Regions from separate parts of the Mus musculus genome. Here region 1 is linked to region 2. The links are chromatin loops, found by intact Hi-C in ENCODE. Cell type or tissue: left cerebral cortex. All regions are shown on one strand.

What was found. Hi-C counts contacts between places; a loop is a spot of excess contacts. Peaks named below come from ENCODE experiments on the same cell type or tissue, not always from the same donor. Only the 100,000 strongest peaks of a DNase experiment are listed, where the experiment ranks them.
Region 1: it touches region 2 in a loop (8-fold over the local background); 6 of 42 quality-filtered maps call a loop at or near these places.

What each region holds. Positions count from the first base shown.
Region 1 is chr9:42,051,040-42,059,039 of GRCm38, forward strand. It overlaps Sorl1 (sortilin-related receptor, LDLR class A repeats-containing), which reads right to left. Exons shown (of 48, transcript NM_011436.4): 12 at 6,232-6,320. Among named protein-coding and RNA genes, the nearest start is that of Gm16214, 32 kb to the left of the region's middle. In left cerebral cortex, a CTCF peak has its summit at 4,131; DNase peaks (open chromatin) are centred at 1,965, 2,770, 3,901, 4,162 and 1 more place; H3K27ac peaks cover 2,226 bases.
Region 2 is chr9:42,237,830-42,245,829 of GRCm38, forward strand. It overlaps Gm40515 (a long non-coding RNA gene), which reads right to left and starts at 3,799. Exons shown (of 2, transcript XR_870673.1): 1 at 3,592-3,799. In left cerebral cortex, CTCF peaks have their summits at 3,091 and 3,294; DNase peaks (open chromatin) are centred at 911 and 3,049; H3K27ac peaks cover 296 bases.

The DNA of each region.
Region 1 (8,000 bases), 190 kb before region 2:
TAAATATCGATGTCTATATCCATAAGTGAGAGCTGCTCTCAGCCTTGGCCAGAAAACTTCTCTTTGCAACAATCAATACAATGACTAACAAGTTGCCAAGTGCTGAGAGTGTCCAACTCCCCAAGATCTACATCACTGCTCTAAGGCCCAGGGAACAATAGCAAAGAAGTGAGTGACAGAGGGTAGGAGCTAGAGGTGGCGGTGACTGCTGTGCAATGCTATCTTCTGGATATACACGGCCATTTCTCTTATGAACTCCCAGCTGCTGTGGTTACATTCATAAGACTGGGCCAGTCAATGTCTCAATCACAAGTGAGGGTGGGACTAGAGGGACCCCGCCCCTCTGAAAATAGCTATTGGCAGCTAATTGGTAGCTTGAAGAAGGGAGTGTTGATTTTGTCTTCAGTGATAGCACCACTAGTAAGTTGCCCATGCTGCAAGAAATAGTCCCACAACCGTGGTCATATATCAACCTTAATTGAACTCAGGAAAAAAAAAAAAGGAAAGAAAGGAAGGAAGGAAGGAAGGAAGGAAGGAAGGAAGGAAGGAAGAAAGAAAGAAAGAAAGAAAGAAAGAAAGAAAGAAAGAAAGAAAGAAAGAAAGAAAGAAAGAAAGAAAGAAAGAAAGAAAGAAAGAAAGAAAGAAAGAAAAAAAGCAAGCAAGCAAGCAAGCAAGCAAGCAAGCAAGCAAGCAAACTAGCTATCAATAGGAGAACTATCTGTTGAAGAAGAGCTTAATGTGAATGGGAGGTGGAGTGTGAGTGTAAGGGTGGTAAGAATGGCCAAACTTCATGACACACATATATGAAATTGTCAAAGAACAAAAAATAACTTTATTTAAACACAAACAACAACAAAACAACAACAACCAAATCTCTCCAGTGAGAGTCAGGAAAAGGCCCATGGTGCTTGTCTAATGCCACCTCAAGCCTCATTTCTCACCACTGCTTCTCTCAATTCCATTCATATTTTATTCATGTGTGAAGGCCTCAGGGACCACAGAGTCACACTGCCACCTTAGCTCAAGCTCTGTCTCTTTTTGTAGGTGTATGTGAGAGTGTATGCCAAGCATGCAAGGGTACCACTCCTCCACCCACCCCTCTATCCTCCAACCCCCCCAACCCCATATCTCCAGCCAAAGCTAGAAGAAGGCATCGGATACCCTGGAGCTGCGGTTACAGGCAGTGGTGAGCGCCTGGTGGCAATGCTGTTAACTAAACTCAGGTCTTCCGGAAGCACAAAAAGCTCTCTGAAGTACTGAGTCATCTCTCTAGCCCCATGAGCTCTTCCTAACCCTGGCACTGTACAGAGTCATCTCTCTAGCCCCATGAGCTCTTTCTAACCCTGGCACTGTACATCAACTTTTTAATTTCACCTCATGTTTCACCTCCTTTGAAAAGCCTTTCCCAACCCTGCAGTTGGCACTGCCTTAGACCAGCTCAGACTAGGCCCTGTACTAGACCTCACACCCTACTCTGCTGTATTTACAAGACCAGATCCATGAGTGTCTTCTACACTGCAGCTCATCCATAATAAAATCTCCACCCATTTCCCTGTCCCAGCACCTCACACCTCTTCTACCACCTGAAAGCAGAATAATCAACATTTGCTGCAGGAAATTAAACAACCCACACTGAGTTTCTCTTAAAAAAAGAAGGAGGAGGAGGAGGAGGAGGAGGAAAGAAAAAGAAAAAACCCTGCACTGTCTCTGTAACAGTTAAAAGGTGATAAGGACATCTGTTGCTTCTGCCTCCAGGAGCAGAGGAAGCCACCCAGGGTGAGACTGGGTTGGGGATGGCTCTCTGCAGCTGCCTCACTGTGATGCTGTAGCCACGAGTGTAGAAGCTATGGAAGGATCCACTGCAGTTTCCTATACTCTGGAACCACGAGGCTGCGCCTAGAAAAGATAACTACAGCTATGCTGCGGTGTGTGGCCTCTGAAGGAGTTTGAGGGATTCCCAGAGGGAAGCCCTGTGAAATTGGAGATCTCCTCACAGAAATGATGCTTTGGGGCAAGTCCAAAGTGTTAGTAACTATCAACATTTCATCACACTGACAGGCGAACTGCCAAGAAGAGACGGAAATTGATCTCGGCCCTCGGGATCCAGCTCACAAACCGGCTTGGATCCTTCCTTGCTGGTCAGGCCCCTTCTCTGCAGCACGCTGTGTACCCGTAAGAATGAACACCACCCCTTGGTATCCTCCAGGCAGGTTCCTGGTCAAGCATGCTGAATGGATGCAAAAGCAAATCCCTAGCCCCTTGGGCTCTTGTTTGCACACTTCAGACAAGTGGACGCAAAGGCAAACCAAAGCAAAGCAAAGCTTTACCCTTCCTGCTCTGTTTTACTTAACACCGATGATAAAGTCTCAATGGAGAAGGCAAACAGAGGGATCTTAGCTGCTGTACTAATCAGAGAATGAATGCCATGAAATAGTAAATAAACCGCCAAGGAGTGGGGGAAACAAATACCCCAACCTCAGGCCTCTGATTAAAACAAAAGACTCTGCTCTATTTGGCTCTCTTTGCCTACATTACAAATAAAAAGCAAAATGCTTAAAGGTGAGGGACCACATTCTATTCATCTTCAGATACGCAGAACCTCCTGTCCTTCCTTCTCCCACTCTCTCTCCAACTGGCTCCGACGCCCTAGCGTTCCCATGGGCACAGGCAGATCCTGAACCAGGCCCCACTCGCCTCTCCATCACTGGTGTCTAGCACAACATCTGGTTCACTGTAGTTGTTCAACAAATGTTTGTGCAATTGACCTGAAATGATTCCTAGCAGAAATCTGCTCATGTTCCAGTGTGGGCGCTAACTCCCACAAATTATATTACGTCCTCGTATGGAAGATACGGAGGGTGGATCAGATCTTCTCTCTGGCTGCCTGGCTGCACACATTCAGGAAGCCCCCACTGCTCAGGGGTTGTCATTTACACAGAACACAACAGCAGCGGTCTCCCTTGGAGCTGTGTAAATAGCACCCTACCCAGATCCCTTCCCCCTTTTTAAATGGATGTTTAAAAAAAAATGAAAGAAAGAAAAAAGCAATCTCAGATGCCCAAGTATGCGTGACCTATTTATTGATAGATCAAATATTTGCTAAGTGCCTGCTAACTTGTATAGAACAGGAATGCGGGTCTACAAAAGCCTTGCTAATGAGTTGAAGAATCCAGGCATAGAATGAAATGGAGTTAAAACATGAAGTCTGAACACAATCAATCTAAATGAATAGGATACCCCCCAAAATTCTGAGGCTCAAAGGACAGAGAGGTTGCTATGGTCAGGGAGGTCAGAGGCCCAGAGCCTGAAGCCAGTTTTGTCAACATGGCTGGAAAGGCTTTGTGCTCTCATGGTGGAGCCCGTCTCTGAGAGGTGGCCATATCATGAGGGCTCTGACTTTAATCCCCTGATAGGCTCATACCATGGTGACATTATGGGGAGGTGTTGGAGAGTAGTGGGTAGGGCTTAGTTACAGGAAAGAGGTTGTAGAGGGCACGCCCTGAAAGGCTACACCTAGTCAGCAGGCCTACCCTGCTGAGTAGCTCTGCTCAGCCACGTGCTCCCTGACAAGCTAATGCCGCCCAGCTTCCCGAAGGCCATGGAGCAGCCAAGCGGGACTGAATCCTGCGACACTGTGAACTCAAAACGGACTCTCCCAGCTTTGCCCTGTTTCTTTGGTGTATTTCTCACAACCATCAAAAAGCCTAGCACATGGCCTCACTGGAGTCTACAAGGCACAGGGAATGGCTGTTTGTCTTTGGAGACTGTGGACTACCTCCACTCTCCTCCTCTGCCTTTTAGAACAGCGGAAGGAGGAGCAAACACCTCTGAGAACAACACACTTGGTAAACGCCAGGTGGCTGTATGGAACCCTGCCAAGTCTGAGCTGGTTCCTAGGACACATGTACCTGTCAAAAGGAGGCCAGTCTGTATTTACTTGAACTATGTGTTGCAGACACTTCCAAATAGCCCGTGCCCATAGAAGAGCACCACCATGCCCACGAGGTCCACCGCAGACCCCCCAAAGCCATTATGAAATGCCCAGGGAAGGCATTATGGTTTTCCGTCAGCAGGTTTATTTTCCTGGCCGTGTTTTGCTACAGCTAGCGAAGAATGATGCTGAGTTCCCTGGGCACATATGCACCGACAGATGGTGTAAGAGGACTAAAATCACACGCGCTCCTTCAGAGGAGCCAGCTTGGAATGCTAATGTAATCTGTGGAGACGTTAAACAAGGAAAATTGAGAACCGACTCCCAAATCTGAAAACTAAAACTATCCAAAGAATGAAATCTATGCCCAGGACACCAAGCCCCGGATCCTATATGCTTTCCTCACATAGCAGTTTACTAACCACCACAATTACCTCCTCACCTACCTTACAGCCAGAGGGTGAAGCTCTCGTGGGGGTAGGAGGCGACCAGAGCATCCTATTCATCTTTAGACCCACAGTACCTGGCATAAGTACCACTTGCTCAGTGTGTGTGGTGTAAGTTAAATGACTAGACAAGCAAACACCAGCAGATCCGGGGGAAGCAGGCTCTGTGAATATTATCCTCTGAGCAAAAGCTAATCTGAACAGGGATGCGGGTGTCATCTACAGACACAACCTCCCCTGCCTCTAGGCTCTGGGGAAGCAGCTGCCCCATGCCACCCAAGGCCAAGAGCAGCCAAGTGGAAAGCCAAGACCAGACCTTTGCCTCTCTACCTCTTCAAGGCTCAGTACATGCCCAGTTAAGCAAAGTGGGAAACCAGCTGTTAAAATCCCCTTTTCAAAGCACCCACGTCTTGCCCCCGGCCAGTTCTAATGGGAGCAAAAGTAGGGGAAGCCTGCTTCTTCCCACCACACAGTGTGATTACAGAAGCCCTCTCTGCCTCCCGCGATCACCCAGCTAAAGGGTTCAAGCCTAACACGAACAGAGATGAGGGTCAGTCTGTCTTTTCCATCGGTAACTCTGGTTCGATAGCTTCGTGAAGGGAAGCCAAGAAATTATGCTGGATAAAATCAAACCTCGAGGGGAGAAAATCTACAAACTCCCAACACTTTGGTTTTGTTTGTTTGTTTGTTTGTTTTTTCTTAGACATAATCCAAGACTAACTCTCAAAAATGACTCTACAAGCTGATGGTTACTTCTTCCTGAGCCTCAGCTTCTCCGTTTGTAAGATGAAGCATTTAACCCTAGCATCTCTTCCAGTTCCATCTAGGACAACCCCTAAGACTAAATTTAGCACAGCAGAAGTCACCTGGCAAGTGGTGTGCATTCTACAACCACTATTTGCCTGTCGTTAATTTTTGTCATTTTAACTATTAGTTGTCTTATGCACAAACCTTTGGAAACAACACTTTTAAAAGCAAAGACATGTTCAAAACTCTCTAGTTACATGTGATAAGGAAGCAGGAGGAATTGTCTTGGGGAAGGAAGAGAAGCAGGAAGGATGGAGAAGGGGACAGCAGGCAGGGCAGTAGGACGTGGATAGCTGAGTAATAATAATAATAATAATGTCATATATGCTAAAAAGTAAATAAAATTACCATAATGAGTTTCTTTATATGTTAACCTTGAACGAGTAATTAAAAGAAAGATGATAGTTTTTATTCAAAGAAATAAATATTAGTTCACTTGTTTGTTTCTCCCAATGCCCTCTAAAACAGAAGGAAATAGTTATGTCACAGACATAACAAGCTTAAGTGATTTCCAGAGGTCTCAGCTCTCTGACCTGAACGTAGCGCTCCAGAAGCATCCAAAGGTCACCACAGACGACACCAGTGTGAGAGGACAGGTTGATGTCCAAAGAAGAGAAATAAGCCAGGCACAGCAACTGATGCCTGTAATCTTAGTACTTGGGAGGCTGAGGCAGGGGGATTGGCAAATTCTTTTGTTGTTTTTTCTTTGTTTTTCGAGACAGGGTTTCTCTGTGTAGCCCTGGCTGTCCTGGAACTCACTCCATAGACCAGGCTGGCCTCGAACTCAGAAATCTGCCTGCCTCTGCCTCCCAAGTGCTGGGATTAAAGGCACGCGCCAACACTGCCCGGCGGGATTGGCAAATTCTACACCAATTGGAGCTACACTGTTAAGTTTCAAGACAGCATGGGCTACACAGTGAGAGACCTTGGGTTTTTGTTTTTGTTTTTGTTTTTTTAAAGGAAGAAGTAGAGAGAGAAGGGTAGAAAAGATCTCTTTTAAGAAGAAGAGAAGGAGGAGGAAGAGGGGAGGTAACCAGAAGCACTTACTTCAGCTCGTTGGTCTCCATGCCCTGGGCAATCGCCATGATGATGCCTCCATGGTCACCCCAAGTATAGTAATGAGGTCCGGGAAGAGCCTGATTAAGGAAAACAAGCCAGAGGTGATGAGCTGCTGTAGAGATAAACGTAGGAATGGTGCCCTCCCCCTCCCCCAACACACACCACCCCAAGGACAGCTTCCAGTTCTCAGAACAGGTTCTTGTCCATCCTCTCTTTCACAATCCTGGAGTTGGAGAAAGCTAAGTTCTCACACTCCAGAGTATAGGCTACCTCAGCCGGAGAGCACTCTTCACTTGCCTAACATGCCTGAAGTCTTAGGCTTCATCCGCATGCCGCAAAATAAAAAACCAAGCAACCAGAGCTGCTGTTCTACTACAACAAAGTCAGCTCTCTGAGGGCTGTACGAGGGGACTTGGTGCCTCGAGAAGCGACCCACACAGTTTTCTGATACAGAGGTGCCTCAAGGGAAGGCCTTGATGGAGCGCCTCAGCTCCAGCCAGGGAGCTCAAACTTCCACAGAAACTCTTTCTACAAAAGGAACTGGCAAATGAGCCCTTGCAGGCTGGGGAAGTATGGGAGGAATCCCAGAGCATGTATCCCTTAAATCCCTTAAATGGAATGTACCTCTCTACCTAAGCCCCAAGCTGCATTTGAATGAGGGATCTTGATAGAACCTAAAGAGAATTGATGTAATACACACACGTGAACAAATTTGCTTCTATAAAAATGGGCCACTACGTGTGCAGATGACATAACTGAAGTAGCCACCACAGGTTGTTCACGTGAACCTGGGGAAACAGAGCCCCAAAAAAACTTATCCAAAGTCCTTTTAACCCAGATGACCACACACCGAGATTTCAGCAACAGAAGAAGCACAATGCCTGGGAATCAAGGAGAAATGGAGGGTTCTCAAACAAAGGAAAGCCAAGGGAGCCAAGTGGCCAGAGGGCCCTCACAGGCAGTGGCTCTGCAGGAAATGCTTAAGGTCATCTACCCAGGGATCATCAGGAACCAGAGACAAACAGGAGAAATGGCAAACCTGGGGTGGGGGGGATTCAAAACTGTTTATTTACTATTATTTAAAATCAGTATTAGAATTTAAGCAAAAATAAATGAGTGTTTTCTAAGTATGTAGACAAGATACAACAAGAGCAGAAAGGTCAGGGAGAGAACACAGACCCATATGATACAAATGTTCTGTATTTTATATACAAGTGAAGACTATGAAAGACTAGATATGCATGCTCTAATCCTCAGAGAACCCAATGAAAGAAAAGAAAAGAGGAGAGAAATACACAAAGACAGAGTCTAATATATCTGGTGGCTAAGGAGGGAGCTTAAGGGTAGAGCACCCAACAAGAATGTACAAGGCATTGGGTTCAACGCTCAGTACTGTCAAAAAACAAAAATCTAAATAACGCAAAAGGAGATGCAAAAAGAGATAGAGAAGAATGGACACAGAGGAAATAAATTTTAAAAAGTATTACATTAAAGCCTTGTACTGGCTGGTTTTATGTGTCAACTTGACACAGGCTGGGGTTATCACAGAGAAAGGAGTTTCAGTTGGGGAAGTGCCTCCATGAGATCCAGCTGTGGGGTATTTTCTCAATTAGTGATCAAGGGGGAAAGGCCCCTTGTGGGTGGGACCATCTCTGGGCTGGCAATCTTGGGTTCTATAAGAGAGCAGGCTGAGCAAGCTAGGGGAAGCAAGCCAGTAAAGAACATCCCTCCATGGCCTCTGCATCAGCTCCTGCTTC
Region 2 (8,000 bases):
GAGCTGTTGTGAGCAGAACTCTAGCTCCTGCCTTGGAGGAGGCTTCCTGGTGCGTTAGGGGCCCTTCTTCAGGGGACAAGGGCTCCTCCTCTCTGAAGCAATTCCACAGGAGAGGATGCTGCTGCCTGCATCATTAGTTCTGCAGGTTTCACTGGATCCTGCGCTGAGGCTGAGACTGGAGAAAGGGCGTGCTTGCCAGTGTCCTCCCCTCCCCCACCATAGGCTCCACATGAATTCTGCGTGATTTATTTATCTTGCTCCATTTCTCTAAACGTCATTAGCTCTATTTGTGTCTGTCCTTATTGAACCACGCTGTGATGTTTAGTATACACTTAAAGTGGGTTCCGAGGAAAGCCATGTCGCTTATTGCCAGCATTTAATACAAGTATCTAATTAAGTTCAGGTTATTGTGTTAATTATCATCCGGATCTATAAAGTTTATTGGGCTTTCTGATTTTCATATCATTCCTCTGCAATTAGTGGTTATGTTCAAGTGTTCAGATTTTTTTTTTTAGAAAAAAAAATAGGTCTTGTTTCAATTCACCTCACCATTAGGTTTGATCATAAAATGTTTATTAGAGTAAGATGTGCAGTTTCACTTGAACTCTTACCTTTAACACACTCGCCATCATCTGTCAGGAGTGGATCTTTCACAGTGAGAGGTATACAATTATATCATCCTGCCGAAACCACGAATTCAGTTTGCCAAGATTGGTTTCAAAAGTATAACATTTGGGGGGAGTGGGTGTGTTGGAGAAAAGAAAAAGAAAGGGGGTAACCGATGTAATTATATTTGAATTTCAAAAACTGAGTATCATTTTCGGAATTTTCTAGTCCTCACACTACAGCATATATACTATTTAAAATAACCCACTTCAATAAGGGTTTCAAGCTGTCCCTCGACTAATGCAGAGAAGGCTCCGCCCAGAACCTGTGATGCTCACACAGAAAATGAAAGTTACCATGGGCTGGCTCTCAGACCCTTGCTGGTGTAGACACACATGGCCACACTTCTCTCCCAGCCTCCCCTGGCATCAGAAAGCCACTTCTCCTCTCTTCCACAGCCAACGCCTTCTTCAGAGATTGCTCTCAGTCTTCAGCTGACAAGATGTCTCAGGCCGAGTCTCTGAGCTGTTCTCCCCAGCCCACCATCAGGGCACTAACATCCTCTGAGGTTCTCCCACCACATCCTGTCTGAACCTAATCCCTACTAACACTCGGCTCTGTATCCCGCTGTCTCCTCACATCTCTGACTACATCTTGGCATCATTCACCATAGAGTCTTCTTCTGCTTGGCCCTTAGGGACTGCTGGAGATGCTGGCCCTGGCCTTAGGGACTGCTGAAGATGCTGGCCCTGGCCTTAGGGACTGCTGAAGATGCTGGCCCTGGCCCTGTCCCCCAGCTCTGCTCACTACCTGGGTTATGGCCACATATTGCTACTCTCAAATCTGTATCCCCAGCCTCATATCTTCATCTAGTCTGATCACCTGCCCAGATACCCTTTTCAGTGTCTTCCCATGATCCTTTTCTACGATAAAACTACCTCTTTCCAGAGCCCACCAAGTCCTTTGGAATCCAGCCTCACCTTGTTCTCCAGCCTCCCTTCCTTTCCAGCCTTCCAAAACTTGGCCACTCAGCCAAGCTGAATCACCCTCAGTATCTTCAGGGTTCTATACTCACTTCAAACTCCGACCTTCCCTCTGTCTTGCTCCCTCTCTGCTGATGACCCCTCTTGCCTGCCACCTTCATTCCCTTAGTATTAGCTGTGTGAGCCTTGGGGAGAGCATTCTACGGGCTGTGTTAGATCCTGCTGACCTATGACCCAACAGCACTTCGGTATATCACTTACTAAAATATTGAATATGCTTTTAATGTAGTCTTTACTGCTTGATTCCATCTTCTAGCTCAGCACTTGATAAATATTTAGGTTGGCAAAATGATTTCAGCTAAAGAATGAATCTAACTGACAGTCTCTTATCCTGGCTTAAGTGTTTGAGACCTGTGTGGGGGTGGACCTGGGCTCTCCTATCTGCTAATTAACTATTGTTTCCAAACTGACCTGTTCCTTCACTGCTGTTAGGCAAATTTATAAGATCCTGGAGGAAGAAGCTGCAACTCACAAAGACAGCTGTGCTGAGACACTGCAGTAAGACTCAGGATGAGCAATTAACCAACCAACCAACCAAACGAGCAAACAAACCAAATCACATATCTACCATCTGATTCAGGCAACTCCTAGATATTTTGTTTTCCTTCAGGTTTCCTGGGAAGCCACATGCATACTCTAAAGCCTGAATTAAGGTTGATAGGTGATCATGAAAAGAGTTTCCCGTCATCCAAAAAGATGTTTACTGTATTTCTAAATATGGCATCATTAATTCTTAGATTTAGCACTTGCCTAACATATGTGAGTCCCTGGGTTCTGTCCCTAGAGCCACAAGGAAAGAAAGAGCAAAGTAAGTTAATTTGTATTGGAAAATCAAAATTAGATATGGAGACATTTAACCTTCTAGAATTGAGACCAGTTTTTCTGCAAACCTCCTGGGTCTCTCTGAAGCTCTTGAAGACATTTTCTTAATCTCTCACTCCTGGCTCTTAATCCTGCTGTTTAGAATGTTACTTGCCCGGTGGAGTCCATGTTCCCTGCCTCTGCCCAGAGCTCATCGGGAAGACTCCATCTCAGATAAACAGAATTTTCCTTGCCAAGCAAAGACATCCTTCACTCAACCATGACTATGGAGAAAGCCATTCTGGTGTCCTACAGCCCCACTGGTGCAATCTTGTCCCCACGAAATGTGCGCACACATGCATGTTGGATTTTATTTGGGGATTTGTTGTTCTGTGGGTTTGCCTGTTGTCAATGAGCCAAGCATGGAACAGGGGAGCTTTAACAGCCTTTGAAAGGATCGCAGCAGAGAGCTGATTTAGGAGTCGGGTTTTCTAAAGACAAGAGAGGGAGTAGATGACCTTTCCGGAACCCTCCAGTCTGAAGGTTTTATGATTCCATTCACGTCCTCTGTCTAGACATGAAATGTGGACGCGCTTGCTTTTATGGCTGCAACCTGAGAAAAGTCTAACTGCGCCACCTACAGTCTCATCCTAGAAACTGCTCTGCTTCAGCCAGGAACAGTACCAAACCTACCCCCGATACGACCCCCAAAAAAGAGAGGGAGAAAAACCCACTGGAAAGAACACATTTCAGAGACTATCCCCCAAGAATAAACTTGTGTTCTTGACCTAACCTTTAAACAAAGCTGTATAATAACTCTCTGTAATTATTTATTCATATAGACAATAGAAAATTTCGCTCTTCCTTTGACAAGCAGAGACAAAGACTTGGAGCGGCAGGTTAGCCACCCATGATTACACAGGAACCATGCTCAGACCACATGCTTTGACTATGAACTGATACTGGCATTGTGCCTCTCCCACAGTGTAGTGCCAGCATCAAGCTGTGCTGGCACTGTTTCTCCCCTCACACACAGGTCTTACATGCACTGTTCTACATCCCAGGCAGCCTGAACCTATCGTGCACCTTCTGATCTTATCTTTGTCCTTATAAATGTCTCCCTCCCATTTCTGTAACTTACCAGCTCCAGAAGAGCTCATGGCAGGGCAGCATCTTTTTCAAACATGCCAAAACCCTGACCTGGATACACTCTAATTGTCTCCACCTCACCTCACGGAGCCTCTCTGTTCCTCCCAAGAATCAGGTTCAACATTACAGCCTCAGAGAGGGCATCCTTTGATGTCATGGTGGAAGCAGTATCCCTAACTCTGTCTTACTCATTTCCTTTAAATTTCAGGTAAGTGTATCTTAAAGATCCTTATTTATCTGGGGATGGAACATGAAGCCCAAAGCTCTGATCAGTATGTTGGGGGCTCTGGTTCCCACACCAGGCTCTTACTAACACTGTTGTCTTTCTGCCATGGTCCTAATTGATGGCTTCAAGACTGAGTGATTGGGAAAGAAGACAAGAGGAAGAAGGAACACTTCCAAACCACATGAAGTTGTCTTTCCTAGCTCCCACCTCAAAGAGAATAAGAAAGAACTTATTTTGGACCTAAATGTAAGTGACTACAGTCCAAGAACACAGATTCATGTTGCCACAAATACTGTGCCCCGATGTGGTAACAGTTTTATCAAATTCCTATTGCAACAGAACAAAGAAAGTTATAAATCAAGAACTTTTAGAATACATTGGTGGGAGCATCAGACAGGTGGGTCTTACCAAATGTGGGAAGCTGTTATAGGTTACTTGTGTAATCTCATGGCACTCCTATCCTAAGCCAGTAGTTTGTTTCCATACTACATAAATAATGAATGACATTAAAGATGCTAAAGATAACCCAAGATAGTTTGGTTTGGACTGGTTACCTTCCAGCTCTCCACATTACAGAACGTCTCATTGATCAGTGATCCGATAGGGTTACCTCGCTAGCATTGCTGTGGCTTTTCCCCCTTGAAACTCCAGTTCACACTCTCCAAGCTCCACACCTGGGCCCACCATAGGCCCTTTCCTGCCCCCACATACCTGCCCTCTAATTACTATTCGTCTTAGTTAGGGTTTCCATTGCTGTGAACAGACACCATGACCCAGGCAATTCTTATAAGGACAACATTTAACTGGGGCTGGCTTACAGGTTCAGAGGTTCAGTCTATTATCGTCAAGTGCTACTCCCTCGGCTAAGCATGTACAAATCACCACATTCCACTCCCTGGTGCCCATAGGCTTGTTCAAACACAGGAGTCTATGGAGGCCATACTCAAACACAGCACAAGGCAAAGAACATTTAGTTCAACCTCAAAAGTCCCTATAATCTATAATCTATAAGCAGTGCTAAAAGCTCAGTCCTTTCTGAGAGTCACTGAATCACTTAAGTGTAATCAACTCTAACGTCAAAATCAAAAAGCAGATCACATATCTTAAACATCACAGGATATACATTACCATTCCAAAACGTCATCGTGAGGAAATATAAACCAAACAAGACCCAAATCTAGCTGGGCAAACTCAAACCCCTGCATCTCCATGTCTGATGTCAAAGCATTCTTCAGATATTCAACTCCTTTCAACTTCGCTGACTACAACAAACTTCTTTTACTGGACTGCTTTCACTAGCATCTTTTCTCAGCAGAGATCTCATGGCTGTAGTATCTCTAGCATCTTGGAGTCTCCAAAGTCCCTTCAACTTTACAGCTTCTTGCTCCAATATGTTCCATCCACACACAATCTTCTGGGCGTCTCAAAGGGGCTTGGGTCACTTCTCCAGCTCTGCCCTCTGAAGCACTCTAGGCTCTGGCTGACTCCACTCCAATGCTGCTGCTGTTCCTGGTGGTCCTCCCATGATACTGGCATCTTCAATAGGCTGGGGTTTTTCACTGCAACTAGGTTGCCTCTCATAGGTTCCCTTTATGGTACCAAGCCTCAGCTTCTTTGCATGACCCCTTCAGTCCTTGACCTTCAACTGCAACTGAGGCTGCTTCTCCAATGACCTTTCCATGGCCTCTCACAGTACCAAGCCTCAGCTGCTCTCCATGACACCTTCATGCCGTCAAAGCCAGTACCACCTGGGTGATTCTTATACATTATCAAGTCCAGCTGCAACACGAGGTACAACCTTGGCTATCTCTGGAACACAGCTTTTTAGGGCTCTCAGAAAACACTTCCTAGATTTCACTCTAGGGATTCTGTTCTCTTCTTAATCATTGCTAAGTTCTTAGTTCCAGCTAACAAGCATCACTTGGCCCAGTAGTCCCTTCTATTCTTGACTTTAAAGCCAGAGCCACATTGTCTACACTGCTGAGTTCTGTTGCTTACTGGAGCTGGAACATGGCCTCTTTGTTCTATTACATTATCACCAGCTTGCTCTCTTCCAACTTCCTCACTGCCTAAGCTTGGCTGTCCTGGAACTTACTCTGTAGATTGACTTTAAACTCAGAGATCTGCATGCCTTTGTTCTGGGATTCGTGCCTTGAGTTCTGGGATTAAAGGAGTATACCATCACGATTGGACCTAAGCTTTTATCTACTTTGAACTTGCTCTCTACCAGGCTGACCTTGAACTCAAAGATTCGCTTGCCTTTCTCTATAGGGATCAAAAATGTGTACCACCATGCCAAGCCCTAAGATTTTCATGGCCACTATTCCTCAAGATCTGGATCACAGCTGTGCTCTCCATTTCTGGATTGTAGTTCATTTCAGATTAAAAGTCCAAATGAAGCTGGGCATGGTGGAGCACATCTTTAATCCCAGCACTCGGGGGCAGAGGCAGGCAGATTTCTGAGTTCGAGGCCAGCCTGATCTACAAAGTGAGCTCCAGGACAGCCAGGGCTACACAGAGAAACCCTGTCTTAAAAAACAAAACAAAACAAAAAAACAAAAAACAAAAAGCAAAAAAATCCAAATGAAAACAATAACCAAGTTCCTTGTTCAACTGCAAAAGCATAAACAATAAGCTTAGCAGGGTGTGATCTTGCCCTGAGGTCACCACTCTCCTAATCTGTTTATCTCTTTGAACATAGGACTCGGCTTCATTCCATTTCCGGGTGCCTCTTCATTCTCTGAACGGTACAGTTCGTGTTTTTCTTTTCTATGCTGGTTATGCTTCATCAGAAAGCTCTTTATGAGAGTAAACCCAGAGGACAAAGTCTATGTTGGGCTTTTCTGAGGCTTCTTTTGTCAATGCAATTCATTGAAATCTCTTTACCGTAACTTCAGGTAGACACTTCAGACAAGCAGTCACATTCTTCACCAAAATACTCAGAGTTTCTAGGCCATATACTGCAATCCTTCTCCACTTGGGCCAGGTCTGCACAGTTCAAATCACCCTCAGCACCAATGTCTTCCATATTCCTACTAGGATTGCCCATAAAGTCCCATGTGAAGCATTCCATTGCTTTCCAAAGTCCCCAAATCCACAATCTTCCAAACAAAAGCATGGTTAGGCCCATCACAGCAATACTCCACTCCTGGTTCCAACTTCTGTTTTGGTTTTCCATTGCTGTGAAAGACATCATGACCATGAACTCTTATAAAGGACAACATTTAATTGGGGCTGGCTTACAGGTTCCAAGGTTCAGTCCATGGCAGCATCCAGGCAGATGTGGGGTTAGAGGAGTCAAAAGTTCTACATCTTGATCCAGAGGCAGACAGGAGAAGACTGGCTCCCACGTGGCTAGGAGGAGGGTCTCAGAGCCCATCCCCAGAGTGACACACTTTCTCCAATAAGACCACATCTACTCTAATAAGACCACACCTCCTAATAGTGCCACTCTCTGGCCAAGCATATACAAACCACCATACTATTCAAGTATGTGAATGCTAGACTTTCTATAAGTAGTGGGAACGTCTCAGCCAGATAGGTACTAACCCAGGAGCCTGGGAGACTCCTTAGCTTCCTATAGCAAAGAACTTGGAATAGAATCATCAAAGGATTGTCATAGCCACTCAGTGAGCTTACTCAGTAGGGATTGCTTTGCCCACAGCCACAGCACTGCAGGCCAAGCTCACAACAGGAGCACAGCTATTAGTCACAGTCATTTCACTGGCACAGTCATTGTATTCCGTGACTTGTACCACTGCTGTAACCAAGTAGCAACTGAAGAGAAGAATATTTTATTCTGCCTTCAGTTCAAGGAGCTCATTCCATCATGGCTGGGGAGACTTGGTAGTAGTCAGATATGGATGCATGAACGGGATGCTGGCTGGTCACATGATATCCACAGTCAGGAAGCAGAGAGCCATGAATGCTATGCTTGGATCATTTTCTACCTATTTGCCCCAGACCCCAGGCTATGGAATGGCATAGCCAACTTAGGTGAGTCTTTCTACCTCAGCCAACGTAATCTAGACACTCCCTCACAGGCATGCTCAGCAGCTTGCGCCCTAGGTGGTTTTAGAGCCCATAGGGTTGATGATAGCTATGGACCATCATAGTTTCTCTAACAGGAACTGAGCCTCCCAGCATCTCCCATTCTGACTCCTGAACTCAGCATG